Regions from separate parts of the Homo sapiens genome. Here region 1 is linked to region 2. A link is a loop called in an ENCODE intact Hi-C map of the cell type or tissue named here. Cell type or tissue: PC-9. All regions are shown on one strand. Each heading gives the region's core, and the rest is flanking DNA. Links, peaks and the distances in the headings are about the cores only. Region 1 overlaps ZNRF1 (zinc and ring finger 1). Region 2 overlaps ZNRF1 (zinc and ring finger 1).

What was found. Hi-C counts contacts between places; a loop is a spot of excess contacts. Peaks named below come from ENCODE experiments on the same cell type or tissue, not always from the same donor. Only the 100,000 strongest peaks of a DNase experiment are listed, where the experiment ranks them.
Region 1: a loop joins it to region 2, with 3 times the contacts of the local background. A loop is called at or near these places in 23 of 110 quality-filtered maps.

Annotation. Positions count from the first base shown.
Region 1 is chr16:75,092,551-75,100,875 of GRCh38, reverse strand. ZNRF1 (zinc and ring finger 1) reads right to left here. Exons shown (of 5, transcript NM_032268.5): 2 at 7,209-7,304. Among named protein-coding and RNA genes, the nearest start is that of LDHD, 20 kb to the left of the region's middle. RefSeq lists silencers at 668-727, 838-897, 7,396-7,588 and enhancers at 2,249-2,368, 4,095-4,824, 4,825-5,555. In PC-9, for the core only: CTCF peaks have their summits at 3,694 and 3,894; a DNase peak (open chromatin) is centred at 3,985; H3K4me3 peaks cover 634 bases; H3K27ac peaks cover 1,333 bases.
Region 2 is chr16:75,040,337-75,048,661 of GRCh38, reverse strand. All of the region lies in intron 1 of ZNRF1 (zinc and ring finger 1), which reads right to left. Among named protein-coding and RNA genes, the nearest start is that of ZNRF1, 45 kb to the right of the region's middle. In PC-9, for the core only: no CTCF peak of the experiment used is centred there; a DNase peak (open chromatin) is centred at 3,621; H3K27ac peaks cover 4,473 bases.

The sequences.
Region 1 (8,325 bases), core at 186-8,185, 52 kb before region 2:
GAGGAAAAACAGCATAGCTTAGTGAGGGCAGAGTCGTCATGCAGACATTCTTGGACCTGTATTCCCCACTCTCTTTGTCTTGGACACCTCATCTATGACATGAGCGTATGGGCTATAGCCCTTAGTTTCCTCTAAAGCATTCCTTCCCCTCCATACTTAAGGAGGATTTCCTGGGAACATGGCAATTACTGATTCCTAAGTAGTTTATCTTTGCATTTTCTCCTACTGATTGGTAACTCAACTGTGAGCCCAAGGGACTAGTTAGAATTCTCTGGGTCCCATACAGCTTCCCACACCAGGTGTGTTCTCTCCCCATCTGTGTCAGCTCCAGGAGGGCACATGTGGTCTCCCTCATCGCCCCCCAGGAGGTGATGGATTCAGGGAAGGGAGAGGCAGGTATGAGGATAAGGCTTAGGCGCTTTATGACAAGACTGGACTTGACTCTCTTTTTGCACCGAACCTCACTAGGGGAAAGGGAAGGGGAAGGGGAAGGGGGCGCGAGGGCGATTCTTCTTGTCCTGGGGCGGAAGGCCTGTGCACTAAAGGACTCAGACTTGAGCAGAGGAAGGTTAGAGGCAGCCTTTCCTCACCACTCCACAAGGCGGTTTTATGCACAGTGCAGTGTTGTGCCTTTACCAGCTGGCCTGAGTCTGCTGCACTGGTGGGAAGAACTAAAATGTGCAGGCACCCCAACCAGGCTGGCACACGGCAGGGAGCACATTTCACTGGGACCAAGAGCCACTGGCTGCAAAAGGCCACCTGGAGGTTCCCGGCAATAGGAAGGAGTCAGGGTCTTTGACTCAGACAGCATGGGGAAGCCAGCAGTGCCCACACAGAGCCCAGTGCCCAGGGAGCAGCATTCTTCCACAGCAGGAGGCAGGAGGCACACAAACCCAGCAAGAGGTTGCAGTGGGCTGAGTACAACTTCCTGTCCCCACCCCTGGGGCTGTGGGAGTTAGTGGCCTCCGGATGTCCCTGAGAGCCTAGCAGGGAAGTGGAAATGGCTGAAGCTGATGCTTGCCTATCAACTGGTTCCTACAAGACTTCCAGAAGCATCTGACACGAACCTGCTGCCTGCCGTCAGAGAAAAGCCATGGCGGGGGCCTCGCAGCACAAAACCCAGGCGCCTGGCCCACACAAACTGAGACTCTGCTGCAGATGGAGTCAAATGTCCCCTGGTATCTCCAGGCCCCTAGAGAAGAGGTTCAACAAATGCTGCCGGATAAGAACAAAGCCAAACTTTCTGCCATCTGGGTTCTGCCCTTTTCTTACTACCTCTGAAGCACCTCCCAAGTTTCCTGACGCCACTGTACAAAGCCAGCCAATGTCACTGCCCAAGGGAGAGCTTGGAAGTGTGTTTGGCCTGGCTGGGGATGGTGTCAGTGCCTGTCCCTCTAACCAGACCAGGGAACCAAACCAGAATGGCGAGCACGGCCCTGGAGCTGAAACAGGAGGGAGGGATGATGCCTGTGATGGGCTGGGGGTGGGAGGCGGTGGCATCTTCTGCTCCCTCCCTGGGATCCAGGCACGGTGCTTCTGACAGCTGCTATTTGTCAAAGCAAAGATATCTGGGAGGAGGAGCAAAAGAGCCTTAATTCTCTAAGCCAGCTATATGCAGGTAACTCCTCAGACACACACACCATGACTCCTAAAGCCCCTGTGGGGATCTTCGGATAAGCTCATGCAGCTGCTAAGTGGTGATGACTCCCAAGCCCAAGTTTCTGCCACCCAGCGACCTGGCCCCTTTTCCTTAAAAGACCAGGCCATAAGGGTGTCTTCCCTTGGGGCTGGAAAACACCACCCGTCTCACAGGCACTTTGCATCTCCCCCTTTCTGTGAAGTGTGTGCAGAGGACCCAAGGTGGATGGAGGAACCTGGTCACTGAGTGAACAGACCAGACAGGAGAGACACACACCTGCCCTCCACCATGCCAGGCTCGAGTATTCTGCAGAGTTCTGGCAACACATCCTCAAGAGACCCTGGAACTGCTAGAAGTATGGAGGGGTGGGGAGGCTCACACAGCTGCAGACACAGATCTGCACCTGGCTGGGAGGGAAAGCCCGTGCAGCTCCGAGGCAGCAGCTGAGCACAGGAACATGCCTCTCCATCTCCACTTGTGCCTGGTGGCCATGAAGGGCCCAGAGAGAAGGAAGGTGGGAGTCAGAGGGGAAACCCCTAGCAAATGACGCACAGGCTCAGGTTCCACCCCCTGACCTCATTTCCAGCCTAGGTGCGGTGGAGTGCCTGGTCCTGCTGCCTATTCAGCATGCAGAGCTGCTGGCCCAGTCTGCCAGGGACAGGACAGGGCAGTGCCACCCATGCCAGGCCTTGTCAGCTCCCCTTTTGGGAAATCTGGGGGGCTGTGCTCTTCAGGCAACAGGGTGACCTTGAGCAGAGAGTGTAGCCTACCAGCAGCGGCCCATCCAACTGCCCAGCCCTTTGAAGTGCAATGCAATTGTTTTGGTGAGCTGGGCCACCCGCAATGAGGATAGTGGGGGCAGCCAACTAAAGCTCAGGCCTGGAGCGCTTCATACTTTCCTACTGAGGCCACTACAGCTCCCTCCCACAGTCCTCTTTCCTGTAGCCACCTGTTCCTGGTTTCCCCACTTGTGTTAGGGCCTTGCAGGCCTCCCCTAGTCGCTTTCGCTCCTCATACACCCAGCAGCGGCCAGTCTGGCAGTCAGTGCAGCCGGTCAGCAACAGCTGGACACCCTGGGTGAGCAGTCACCTGCCCCTCCTCGCCCTCCTGTAGGAGGAGTAACAGGACAGACACCTCCGCAGTCTGACTCCAGCCTGTCCAGCCTGACTCCAGCCCATCCAGCATCTAACAATGGCTCTGGGCAATGCCCCAAGCAAGGCTGGGCAAACTCCTCGGCCAGCACCCGGTTTCCCCAGGCAGGGAAAGGGTAGGGTGCTTTCATTCTGACCACAGGGTCTCTGAGAGGAGGAGACATGGGACAAAGAATTGCCTGCAGGCACAGGGCAGGCTATAGCAGGAGCCATTTCTGCTTTTCCAGGAAGCCAGGTCCTCTCACATTTTTATTTTATATTTTATTTTTTGAGACAGGGTCAAGCTCTGTTGCCTAGGCTGGAGTGCAGTGGCGTGATCAAGCTCACTGCTGCCTCAATCTCCTGGGCTCAAGTGATCCTCTCACCTCAGCCTCCTGAGAAGTTGGAACTACAGGCGCTTGCCACCATGTCAGACAAATTTTTTGTTTTTAGTAAATGGGGTCTCACTATGTTGCCCAGGCTGGTTTCAAATTCCTGAGCTCAAGCAATCTCGGTTCCCCAAAGTGTTGGGATTACAGACGTGAGCCACTGCATCCGGCCTCCCTTGCCTTTAAAAGACAGCTTGTGTGACATTTAGCATCTCAAGAGCCTTAAAGATGGGGGCAATGGCCTTTGGCAGAGGGGAGGAAGAGGGCATCATGACATAAGAAGCTGAGCATGGGCTTCTGCTCCCCCAGAACACAGCTGAGGGGAGCTCTCCTTGGTGCTGCTGGCAAATGAACCTGCCGCCCCCCAGATTCTCCCTGGGCTGAGGACCCCTAAGCTTCCAGTCAAAAGCGGGTCATCTCCACGACTCCACAGGATTACAATGCTCTTCCGTTCAGAGCATCACCAATCAGACCCCCACCTCCACGCTTGTTCTGCTAGCCCAGAGACTCGAGGGTCAAAATTTGAATGCGTATTCTTTAGGGCAAGGTCCCTCAGTCTCAGAGTCACAAACAGAGATGTTAGAAAGGGAGAGAAATTAAAAGGCCCATTCGGGTTGATCCATCTTACCCACAAAAACAAACCAACGAACCCCCTCCCTCTTATACAGTATCCTCACCTTCCAGGAAGGCGCTTAGGAGGACAGGGGGTTTAACATTCGGTGCTCTGGAGTCAACCGCCCTTCCCTGCCCCTCCAGCAGGGGCTCAGCACATTCCCAAACTTCCCCAGCCAGGTGCCTGTCCTCGGAGCACCAGGCACTAGCTGAACCAGTTAAACTAGTCTCGCCTTTCCTAAGTTGTGTTTTTTCTAAGCTAGCAGGCAGCTACTGGAGGCCTTCCAACCCACCACTCAGGCCAACCCTCATAATAAGAAAAATACTACTTTCTATCTGCCTCATTTAGGAGGTTTCTACTTTTTTCCTTTAGTGGTTAACTAAATTTCATCTTATATAACCATCATAAATTTTCTAAAAATTTCCGCAATTGGTGCCAACAACCACAGAAAGTGTGTGTGTAAATGGGAAGTCTTCAGGGGAGTGACCAGGAGTTCTAGTGAATCTTCATAAGAAAACTCTTCACTAAGAAAGCCCCGCCTCGCCCCCTTTCCAGAAAGATTCCAAGAACTCACACCTCTGACTCTTAAGTCTTTTTTTAAATTAGAAAAGGTAACATGCAGCAGGTGAGGTTGGGATGATGACAAATCATGGGGAATACATTGGAGCTCCTGAGCTTTGGCCCACGGTCTGTGCTCTCTCTGAGCTGGAGCAGGCCCTGGGCGTGCCTGGGGATGCCCACTCCACATACACCCCCGGAAGCAAATGCTCTCCTCTTACCTGGAAGGTTTAGGGTCTTCAGAAAAGACAAAGACTGAACATGAGGAGTCCATACCACATGAACAGGGTCCACAGAGGGCCGGACCATTGTTTCTGAACAAAGCACTTCACCACGTTGAGACAAAGTCCACTGGAAGGACTGGAGACAACTGGCCTCTCTTTGCCTCCAGTGGTAAAGGACTGGCTTTTGCAAAAGAGAGCCTTAGGTGTAAAGCCTCTAGTTTACACACACACACACACACACACACACACACACACACACACGTGCACACATACAGAAACACATGCACCCTTGAGGAGGTGGCCTGCCCCTCAATTCCATGACAAGGGAAAAACTAGAACCAGAACCAGAGGAGCAGTGGTCATGCCTCAGGCTGGCTGGCCAATCTCCCCTTCCTCTAAGGGGGGCCCGGCTCCCGGTGTGGTTTCTGTAGTCTTGGGTGAGGCTGCCGGTGGTGGGGTGTAGGGGGGTAAACCAACAGCGCCAGGCACTCAAGTGCTGATACAGAGGGGGACAGGGGGACACATGGTGGCGTCCCAGGCAGTTCTCTGGCAGAGGAGCTGGACAGCCTCACCTTCCCGGTTCTCCACAGGGCAGTGGGGGTAACTCTGCATTTGGGCCATGGGGGCCCAAGAGCACTCTGTCCTCCACGGCTGCTCTTGCAAAGTTCTTCCTGAGAGCCAGGTTTTCTCAGGCTGAGCCCCTCTGAGGCTTCTTTGTATTCTTCCTACAACAAACGCAGTGTCTACAGAGAACGCCCTAGCAACCCACAGGACAAACGGAGGACTTCATGAGGTCTCCACACATGTGGGAAAGAAGTGAATAGGGTTTTTGAGGCCATGGCTAGGGAGGGCTGTGAGACGCAGGGAAGGCTCCTCTCCCTCCCTGGTCCCAAGCGGAGACGGCGAACAGGGACAAAGCTGAGCCTGAGCGTCCTGACAGCATGCATGCGACAGGACTGACGCGAAGCCTGCAGCACATGTGACAACAGACTTAGAGAACTGGCAGCAGTCAGCCCAGGAGAAAGGAGGCGTTGTCCCCTGGGGAGGAAAGGGGCTTCCCAGACCACAGCTATGATGCCCAGGGGAGGGCCGTGCGGGTCCTCCCACCTGAGCATGGCCTAACAAATGCATGGAGCTGAGCCACGTGGGTAATATGCCCACCTGCATCCAGAGTCTTTTGGCTGAACAAGTAATTAAGAGAGAAGTTTTCAGGAGACCTGAGTGGACGCCATTAGTCAGTTACTTCCCAGGAAATGCTCTGAGACCATGATCCCTCCTAGGCTCATGCTTTGTAGGGGAAAGAGCCCTCTGGGAGTGAGGAGGCTGCAGGGCAGAGAAGAGTCTCCCTAGGAAACATTCTCGCTGGGCTGGTTGCGTGATCCAGTCCTCAGATGCTCTCAGAAATCCCAGAACTCTTTTTCCAACCACTACTATGACTTGAATCTGGGAAGGTGGGCCAGTACCAGGGTTGGAGTGCACTCAGATCCACTGCCTGGTCTAGTGGAAGATGCCGTTTTCTGATGAACATGGTTTGGAGACCAGACTAAACACTAAGCATGGAAAATCGAGGGTCAGCAGTGGCGTGGGCTGAGCAGCACTGAGGAGAAGTCTGTGGGCTCTGGAAAACTGCAAAAAGAAACCTATGAAGGTCTCACATCTTTCATGGCAGCTGTAACTTCCCAAGCACTGACCATGTGCCAGGCTCTGTACCAAAGGCCTTTATGTGCCATCTCTTACCCAGTTCTGACAATCCTATGAACCAAGTATTGCTATCCACATTTTACAGAGCAGAAAACTGAGGCTCCGCTAAGCTGAGCAACTTGTATAAGATTGTAGACACAGAGTGGTAGAGGGAGATTTGAACTCCCATCACCTGGACTCCAAAGCCTTATGCACAGCATGCTAGGCAGATGTTGACAGTCATTTTGTTTCCCAGAGGCGTCCTGTTAGGTTAGCTTGGGTGTTTTGAAATCCCCTGCCCTCAGGGTCCTACCCTCTGCGGTATTCACTGTTCGGCTCTGAGGCAGCCTCCAAGGTAGGAGGCAACATGGCCAGGGTGGAGCAGCAAGGTGTCCTATCCGCATTTTCAATCCCCAGAGCGTCTCTATGTCACACATAGTCCCCCGTCAAGCTCTCTGGTGTGGACTCATAGGACTAAATCAGGTGTTCGTCCGAGTTCGAACGTGACAAGGAGACGACCAGCTTCCCAGCACTCTATGCATGCCACCAGCACACAGCCCCCACCTCCCCAAGGAGGGCGGGTGCTTGCTCTGGGCCCCTCTGCTAAGCCGTGGAGGACACCTGGCTGTCTTGGGGCCTTCCACAGTCAAGGGTGAAGGAAAGGCTGCATCTCCCAGCCAAAGTCCTCAGAACTGAGTTGCAGAGAGGCAGGGGCCTAACTGAGCAGCCCGAGAGCCTTCCCAGACCTCGGACCTGACCCCTGGGCCTTCCTTCCTTGTCCCACTCCTCTTCCTCTCTGACCTGAGCAGCAAGGCTCCCAGAACAGTCCACTTCCTCACCACCACTGAGGCACACCTGCCAGAGGGCAGGGTGAAAATACTGCCCAGAACCACCCTCGACTGGAGGCTCCCACAAGGACTGGCCGGCTCCCCCGACGGATGCTCTGGAGGCTGGTGAGGCAGGCCAAGCCCTTACCGTTGTAGGAGAGGCGAGGTTTGCTCAAACACATTATAAAGTGCATTTCCATCTCGTCAGAAGCCACAGACTTGGAGCAAATGGGGCACTTGAAACCTGAAAGAGAGGAGAATGGGATGAAATGTTTTCTCCAGATCCAGTACATCCACAGTACATGTGGACACTCTCGAATGACAGCCATGTGGGCTCAGGGTCAATGTGGAGGATGACCATCAGAACAGACCCTGGACCTGTCCTCCTTCAAGGACTCATTTGAGCATCTGCCTTTTTTTTTTTTTTTTTTGAGACGAAGTCTCACTCTGTCGCCCAGGCTGGAGTGCAGTGGCACGATCTCAGTTCACTGCAACCTCTGCATCCCGGGTTCAAGCGATTCTCCTGCCTCAGCCTTCCAAGTAGCTGGGATTACAGGTGTCTGCCATGACGCCTGGCTAATTTTTGTATTTTTAGTAGAGAGGGGGTTTCACTATGGTGGCCAGGCTAGTCTTGAACTCCTGACATCAGGTGATTCACCCGCCTCGGCCTCCCAAAGTTCTGAGATTACAGGCATGAGCCACCGCGCCCGGTGGCATTTGCCTTTTATTGCAGCCTTTGACTGACTGCCAGCTTTCACTAGGGCTCACCCTGCCTTATGTGCCTCGTTAAGGTTTAACCAAGGTCACTGACACCTGACTTGAGTTTTATCTTCTTTAGACCCTTTCTCAGATGGGTCTGGTGGACAATGGGGTAGGGAGGCATCAAACCAAGGCACCTGGAAACAGCCTTTGCATAACAGTTTAACATTCTTCTGCCTCACAGCCTTTCAGCCACTTGGTTGGATCACCCTGGGAGGAATCTCATCCCTCACCCAGCTCCCAGCCTCAGCCGCCCATGCCAGGTAGCAACTCTCTCCCTCACCCACAGCCCCCTCTGCCTCCTTTGTGGCTTAAGGCCACTGTCCTTTGAGATGTGTGTGAACTGCTTACACATCCAGAGTTTCAACTGATACAGAATTGTACCCATACTGGAGAATTTTGGTTGAGAATCTTTCGAGTTGAACTCCGTTAAGCAAACCTAATCCCCTGATCCATTTGTCCATACAACACAGATGAATTATTTCTAATTTTTTCCAATCTACTTT
Region 2 (8,325 bases), core at 72-8,071:
CTGGTAAAGGCAGGCCCTAATGGTTCTATTCTCGAGAGCCGACAAGTTACAAAAGGGAATTTCTTCAACTCAGTGAAAGGTATCTAGAAACCCACATCAACTGCCACTTGTAAAGGCGAAATTTTAAGAGCATTCTCTTTTAAATCTCTCTATGGTCAGGAACAAAACAAGGATGCCCACTTTCACTGCTTTAATTCAGTGGTGAATTAGAGAGCCAAGCCAGCATTATTCAATGTTAGGGGCTGAATAGTGTCCCTCCCCAAATTTATATGCTGAAGTCCTAACCTCCAGTACTTCAGAATGTGACTATATTTGAAAATAAGGCCTGTAAAGAAGTAATTAAGTAAAAATGAGGTCATCGGGGTGGGCCCTAATTCAACATAACTGGTGTTCATATGAGAATAGGAGATTAGGGGCTGGGGCTGACTCATGTCTGTAATCCCAGCACTTTGGGAAGCCAAGGCAGGTGAATCACTTGAGTCCAGGAGTTTGAGATGAGCCTGGGCAACAGGGCAAAACCCCATCTCTACAGAAAATACAAAAATCAGCCAGACGTGGCGGCGTGCCTGTAGTTCCAGCTACTTGGGAAGCTGAGGCAGGAGGATCCCCTGAGCCTGGGGAGGTTGAGGCTATAGTGAGCCATGATCACACCACTGCATGCTAACCTAGGCAACAAAGCCAGACCTTGTCTCAAAAAAAAAAAAGAATGATGAGGACACAGACACATACAAAGGGAAGACCATGTCAGGACACGGAGAAGCGGAGAAGACCACCATCTGCAAGCCAAGGAAAGAGGCCTCAGAAGAAACAACCCTGCTAATACCTTGATCTCGGCCGCCATGCCTCTAGAACTGTGAGAAAATACATTTCTGTTGTTTAAGCTACCCAGTTGGTAGTACAGCAGCCCTAGCAAAGTAACATGGTAGGCAAAAGATTTAAGGGCTTAAAAGGAGGAAACAGCTGTGATATGATTATCTATATTAGGAAAGGCAAGAAAATCTACAAATGGTAATAACTAACACAAGTTCAGCAAAGTTGCTAGACGCAAGATCTACACACACAAAAGTCAACAGCACTCCTCCACATGCCAATAACAATTAGAAAACAAACAGACACAAAAGTGTTCATTGTGACTCTATTTCTAACCACGGAAACGTGGAATCAAGTTAACTGCCCCTTGCTATGAATACAAATAAATAAATTGAGCCAGGCACAAGCTCATGCTTGTAATCCCGACTCTCTGGGAGGCCTGCTTGTAGCCAGGAGTTCAAGACCAGCCTGGGCAACATAGCCAGAATCCATCGCTACAAAAAATTTAAGAATTAGCTGGGCATGGTGGCATGCACCTGTAGTCCTAACTACTTGGGAGGCTGAAGCAGGAAGACTGCTTGAGCCCAGGAGTTCAAGATTACAGTGAACTGTGATCATGCCGCTGCACACCAGCCTGAGTAACAGGGTGGGACCCCATCTCTTAAAATAAATAAATAAATCTGTTGAGGTATATTTATCCACATATTAAGGGAACACTATAAAGCAGTTCAAATGAATGGGGTGGATCTGTAATGAATACATCTCAAAAACATAATGCTTAATTTTTTTTAATGGCAAGAGACAGATTATATCCACTTTTAACATACACACAAAATTGTGGGGATTCTTATAAGTGGTACAAGTACAGAGAAATCCACAGAAATAAAAAATAATATAAACATTTCATTTTGGTGCTAACACGTAGATGATCACTATATTATTTTTCTGTACTGTCCCGTATACCTGAAATACTTCATTCCGGGCGTGGTGGCTCACACCTGTAATCCCAGCACTTTGGGAGGCCGAGGTGGGCTGATCATGAGGTCAGGAGATCAAGACCATCCTGGCTAACACGGTGAAACCCCGTCTCTATTAAAAATACAAAAAAATTAGCCGGGCATGGTGGCAGATGCCTGTAGTCCCAGCTACTTGGGAGGCTGAGGCAGGAGAATGGTGTGAATCCAGGAGGCGGAGCTTGCAGTGAGCAGAGATCGCGCCACTGTGCTCCAGCCTGGGCGACAGAGCGAGACTCAGTCTCAAAAAAATAAAAAAATAAATAAAAAATAATAATAGAAGAAAACAGCTGGGTGTGGTGGCTCACGCCTGTAATCTCAGCATTTTGGGAGGCCAAGGCAGCAGATCACCTGAGGTCAGGAGTTCGGGATCAACCTGGGCAACATGGTGAAACCCCGTCTCCACTAAAAATACAAAACTTAGCTGGGCGTGGTGGCACATGCCTGTAATCCCAGCTACTTGGGAGGCTGAGGTACGAGAATCACTTGAACCCAGGAGGCAGAGGTTACAGTGAGCTGAGATCGTGCCACTGCACTTCAGCCTGGGTGACAGAGCAAAACTCTGTCTCAAACAAAACAAAACACAAAATGAAACACCCAACTCATTGAGGCCTATATAAATGCAAACATTTGGCTGGGCGCGGTGGCTCACACATGTAATAATACCAGCACTTTGGGAGGCCGAGGCAGGCAGATCACCTGAGGTCAGGAGTTCGAGACCAGCCTGGTTAACATGGTGAAACCCCGTTTCTACTAAAAATAAAAAAAATTAGCCAGGCATGGTGGTGCGTGCCTGTAATCCCAGCTACTTGGGAGGCTGAGGCAGGAGAATTGCTTGAACCCAGGAGGTGGAGATTGCAATGAGCTGAGATCGTGCCATTGTACTCTAGCTTGGGCAACGAGAGTGAAACTCCATCTCAAAAATAAAAATAAAAAAAAAAGCAAACATTAAATTCTAAATGACAGCGGGACACAGTGGCCTGTAGTGCCAGCTATTTGGGAGGCTGAGGTGGGAGGATCACTTGAGCCCAGGAATTCGAGACTGCAGTGAGCCATGATCATGCCACTGCACTCCAGCCTGGGTGAATTAGCCCTGTCTCTGGAAAAAAAAAAAAAAAAAAAGACGAAGAAGAAGATTCAGCTGAGCAAGTTAGGTTTACTGGCACCAGATGCAGGTTCACACTCAAAGTCAAGACCATGCTATGGCCATGGCAGGAGGCCAGCCTGGGCAACACAGCAAGACCCTGTCTCTTAAAAAACAAACAAACAAACAAACAAACAAGTCTATTACTATGGATGGCTCAGATAAAGCCAGCGATTGACACTGTCATAGCATCTTTATTGCTAAGTTAAAAAAAAATATTGCACCCAGCACAATTTGCACTGGTCCCACCTCTACTTATTAGTAGTAATCTTCACAGCTCATCCATCCCCTCTCTATGCCTAAGGTAATGACTCAAGCTTCTCCTTCCCAGCCTTTTCCTAATAGAAAAAAAATGGTCAAGAGCACCTAACAAAAAACCATAATGCAAATGCAAAAGGGCAGGCAGAGTTCATGTATTTAATTTTAGGTCTGTTACTAGGTTTTTCTTGAGCCCTGGCCAGGGTTATTCTGGTCCTGGCATGGGGAACATAGTTTGCATGGGTGTGGGTTAAATTAAAAACAAACAAACAAATAAAACTCTCACATCAAGTGCTCAAAGAACATGTCCCTAGGCTGGATCCTTGAGGCAGCCGGACAAGCACCACCCACGATCCAACCAGGACACCTGCCAGAAGATCCTAAGACGAAGTTTGTTTCCCACATTACAGAAAAAGGACAGGGGCAGCAGCTAACACAATAATTATTTCAAACACTCTACCACCTCCTTCTTCTGGTGGAAGTATTATGCAACATTAGAGAAAGGAATTCCACTTTGAATAGGCCCATGGGTGACAGAGCACCATACTAAGCTCTCCTTAGGGAATTATATTAAATAACAGATAAGCTGCTTAACATATTATGTTACTTCACTTTTAAGAATTCCATTCATGGTTCATTTGTTATAAACGCAGTCCCTTTTCCAAGGGAAAGGGGTATGTCCATCAAATAACTTAATTAAAAATATGGCCATACTGCCTTGTGAAATTAGTGGCAGAGAAGTCAACAGGATGAGGAAGCCTGAAAGTCAAGAGCTTGGGCTGGGTATGGTGGCTCACATCTGTAATCCCAGCACTTTATGAGGCAGGAGGATCGCTTGAGGCCAGGAGTTCAAGACCAGCCTGGGCAATATAGCAAGACCCCCATCTCTATTTAAAAAAAAAAAAATGGCTGGGTGCAGTGGCTCATCATGCCTATAATCCCAGCACTTTTGGAGGCCGAGGCAGGCAGATCACTTGAGATCAGGAGTTTGAGACCAGCCTGGCCAACATGGCAAAAGCCAGTCTCTACTAAAAATACAAAAATTAGCTGGGCATGGTGGCGCATGCCTGTATGCCTATAGTCCTAGCTATTTGGGAGGCTGAAGTGGGAGGATCACTTGAACCCAGGAGGCAGAGGTTGCAGTAAGCTGTGCAATTCTAGCCTGGGCAACAGAGAGAGACTCCGTCTCAAAAAATAAAATAAATTTTAAAGAAAGTCAGAGCTCTATCTGTCCTACACCTAGGGAAGGTGACATCTAAACCACTCTAAGAAATTCCAAAGTTTAAATTCTGAAAGTCAAGATCACATTTTAAAAGTACAAAGCAGCTGGGCATGGTGGCTCACACCTGTATTCCCAGCACTTTGGGAGGCTGAGGCGGGTGGATCACCTGAGGTCAGCAGTTCAAGACCAGCCTGGCCAACATGGTGAAACCACGTCTCTACTACAAACACAAAATTAGCCAGTACTACAAATACAAAATTAGCCGGGTATGGTGGTGCATGCCTGTAATCCCAGCTACCTAGGAGGCCAAGGCAGGAGAATGGCTTGAACCAGGGAAGTGGAGGTTGCAGTGAGCAGAGATCGCATCATTACCCTCCAGCCTGGGCAACAAGAACAAAACTCTGTCTCAAAAAAAAAAAAAAAAGTACAAAGCAAGAATGGCTGGCTCCTGATATGCAACAGGTTTCGTGGAAAACCAGTACTCCACCCAACCCAGGATCCCCCATGTCTCTTACATGCTATATATACCTGTGTATATATGCCATATACTGTCTCTTTTATCAGAGTTTATCAGATTGTGAGCTCTATGAGGGCAAGAACCATGTCTTATCCATTTCTGTGTATCTATCAGGACTGAAAATGATTCCTTGCATATATTATAGTTAAATGTTCTGTAAGTATTAGCTGGGTTTGAGTGAATCCAGCACAAAAAGGCCTGGTGAGGTAGAAGGAAGATAAGAACTGTACAGTTTTGGAAGGCAGCCTGTTCAAAACAAACACATGTCTAAAATGTAAAAGAAGAACAGCCAAATTTTACAAGAAAGAGAAAAAATGTTCCTTAAAGTAAAACTGAGGAAGGGAAGCACCAGTTTCCTCTCACAAGCTTCTGAAAAGATAAAACCATGTCTGGTTTCAGTGATAATGTGTTACAGGCTTAGGCAAGAACAGGTGAAAAAAATCTGATAAATGCAATCAACCATGAAGCTGGCCACAGCTCAGGGCTGAGGGAACCAGACTTGGCCAGGCTGCTTAGAAACTCATTGGTATAAATACGGCTTTAAAACAAAGGAGGCTCAAAAAGAGGAGAGATGATAAATGCATCAGTCTCAACTTGTTCTTTATTGTAGACAGTCTCCCACTTCTATTCAAGTATTTTTGGAGTGCCAACTACCAGTGAGACAAGGAGGTGGGATGACACCAAGTATAACACCAAGGGAAGCACTCAAGGGTCATCTTTACCGTCCCGGAGCTGGCCTTGGCCTGCGTTCCCACTAGCTGTTAAACCCAACATGCCAAACCTGGAAGAACGCTAATACATCAAGCATTGGTGTACAGCAGGCCTTCGCTTATTATAACCTCTAAAGAGCAGTGAGCCCATTTCAGGCCCTCTGTGAGAGGTCACAAGGACCTCTGAATGAAAAAATATCAGGATTCAAAAACCATTCTGCAGAAATCAACAGGCTGATCCTAAAACGTACATGGAAATGCAAAGGACCTAGGATAGTCAAAACCCAACATTATTTTGAAAAAGAGGAACAAAAATGGAGACTGTACACTACCCAATTTCAAAACTTATCATAAAGTTACAAGTAACCACAATAGCAACAGACACATAAATCAATGGAACAGAATTGAAAGCCGAGAAATAAACCACTACATTTATGACCAGTTGATTCTGCCAAGGGAATTCAGGAAGAAAGGATGGTCTTTTCAACAAATGATGTTGCTACAACTAGAAATATGTGTGTTTACAAAAAAAAAAAAAAAAAAAGAAAGAAACAGACACTCCCTCCCTCATACCATATCCAAAAATTAACTCAAAATGGAACACAGACATATGTAAGAGCTAAAACTATAAAACTTCTAGATGAAAATAGGAGAAATTTTTGTAACCTTGGTCTAGACACTTTTTTTTACATATACCAAAAGCATCATTCATAAAAGCAAAAAATTGATAAATTAGACAACCAAAATTAAAAATGTTTGCTCTTCCAAAGATACCATATAAGCAAATAAAAGCACAGGCCACACATTGGGAGAAAATAGTTGCAAATCATATCTGACAAAAGACATATTCATAATACATAAACTCTTACAACTCACTGACAAACAACTCAATTTTTAAAAATGAGGATATACAGAAAATCATTGGACCTTCCTCTTAATTTTGCTGTGAACCTAAAACTGCTCTATTAAAATAATTAAGTCTTTGTTTTTTGAGACGGAGTTTTGCTCTTGTTGCCCAGGCTGGACTGCAGTGGCATGATCTCAGCTCACTGCGACCTCCGTCTCCCAGGTTCAAGTGATTCTCCTGCCTCAGGCTCCCGAGTAGCTGGGATTATAGGCGTCTGCCACCATGCCCAGCTAATTTTATATATATATATTTTTTTTTTTAGTAGAGATGGGGTTTCACCATGTTGGCCAGGCTGGTCTCGAACTCCTGAGAGAATTAAGTCTTAAAAACAGAAAACAACAAGCAAGCAAAGATTTGAATTGACATTTCACCAAAAAAGATAAGTGAATTGTTAAACACATGAAAAGGGATCATCACTAGCTAACGAAATACAAATTAAAATCACAGTGAGGACTGGGCACGGTGGCTCACGCCTGTAATCCCAGACCTTTGAGAGGCTGAGGCGGGCGTATCACTTGGGTCAAGAGTTGGAGACCAGCCTGGCCAACATGGTGAAACCCCATCTGTAACAAAAAATACAAAAATTAGCCGGATATGGCGGCATGCACACGTAGTCCCAGCTACTCTGGAGGCTGAAGTGGGAGAATCACTTGAACCCAGGAGGCAGAGGCTGCAGTGAGCTGAGATCATGCCGTTGCACTCTAGCCTGGGCGACAGGGTGAGACCCTGTCTCAAAAATAAATAAATAAATAAAATAAATTAAAATCACAATGTGGTACCACTACATACCTACTAGAATGACTATAATCCGTAAGTCAACAATACACGGTGTTGGCAAGGATGTGGCAAAACTGGAACTCTCAACCATTGCCCATGAAAATGTAAAATGTACAGCCACTTTGGAAAAGGCTGCCAGTTTCTCAAACGTTTAAACACAAACTTCTCATATGGAATCTTATGTCCACATAAAATCACGAACATGAATGTTCACAGCAGCATCATTCATAATTGTCTTAAGCTAGAAACAATCCAAAAGTCTATCAGCTGGTGAATGGATAGACTGACTGTGGTAAATTCATATAATGGAATACTATTTAGCAATAAAAACTACCGATGTCAGCACAAACTACTGATACATACTCAACACATATGAACTTAAAAACATGGTAAGTGGGCTGGGCATGGTGGCTTATGCCTGTAATCCCTGCACTTTGGAAGGCCAAGGTGGGTGGATCACCTGAGGTCAGGAGTTCGAGACCAGCCTGGCCAACGTGATGAAACCCCATCTCTACTAAAAATACAAAAAATTAGCTGGGCATGGTGGCGCGCACCCATAATCCCAGCTACTCAGGAGGCTAAGCCAGGAGAATCACTTGGACCCAGGAGGCAGAGGTTGCAGTGAGCCGAGATTGCGCCACTGCACTCCAGCCTGGGCAACAAGAGCAAAACTCTGTCTCAAAAAAAAAAAAAAAAAAAAAAAAACCCACAAAAAACAAAAACAAAAACATGGTGAGTGAAGGACACCAAACAGAAAATAATACATACTGTATGATTTCATTTATATGAAATTCCCAGAAAAGGCAAATCTAGAGAGATAGCAGTTGCCCGGTGGGGAGCAGAGATTGACTAAAAACAGGCATAGGAACTTTCTGAAGTGGCCCTTTCAGATGTGGTGGTTCACATCCGTAATCCCAGCACTTTGGGAGGACAAAGTGAGAGGATTGCTTGAGCCCAAGAGTTTGAG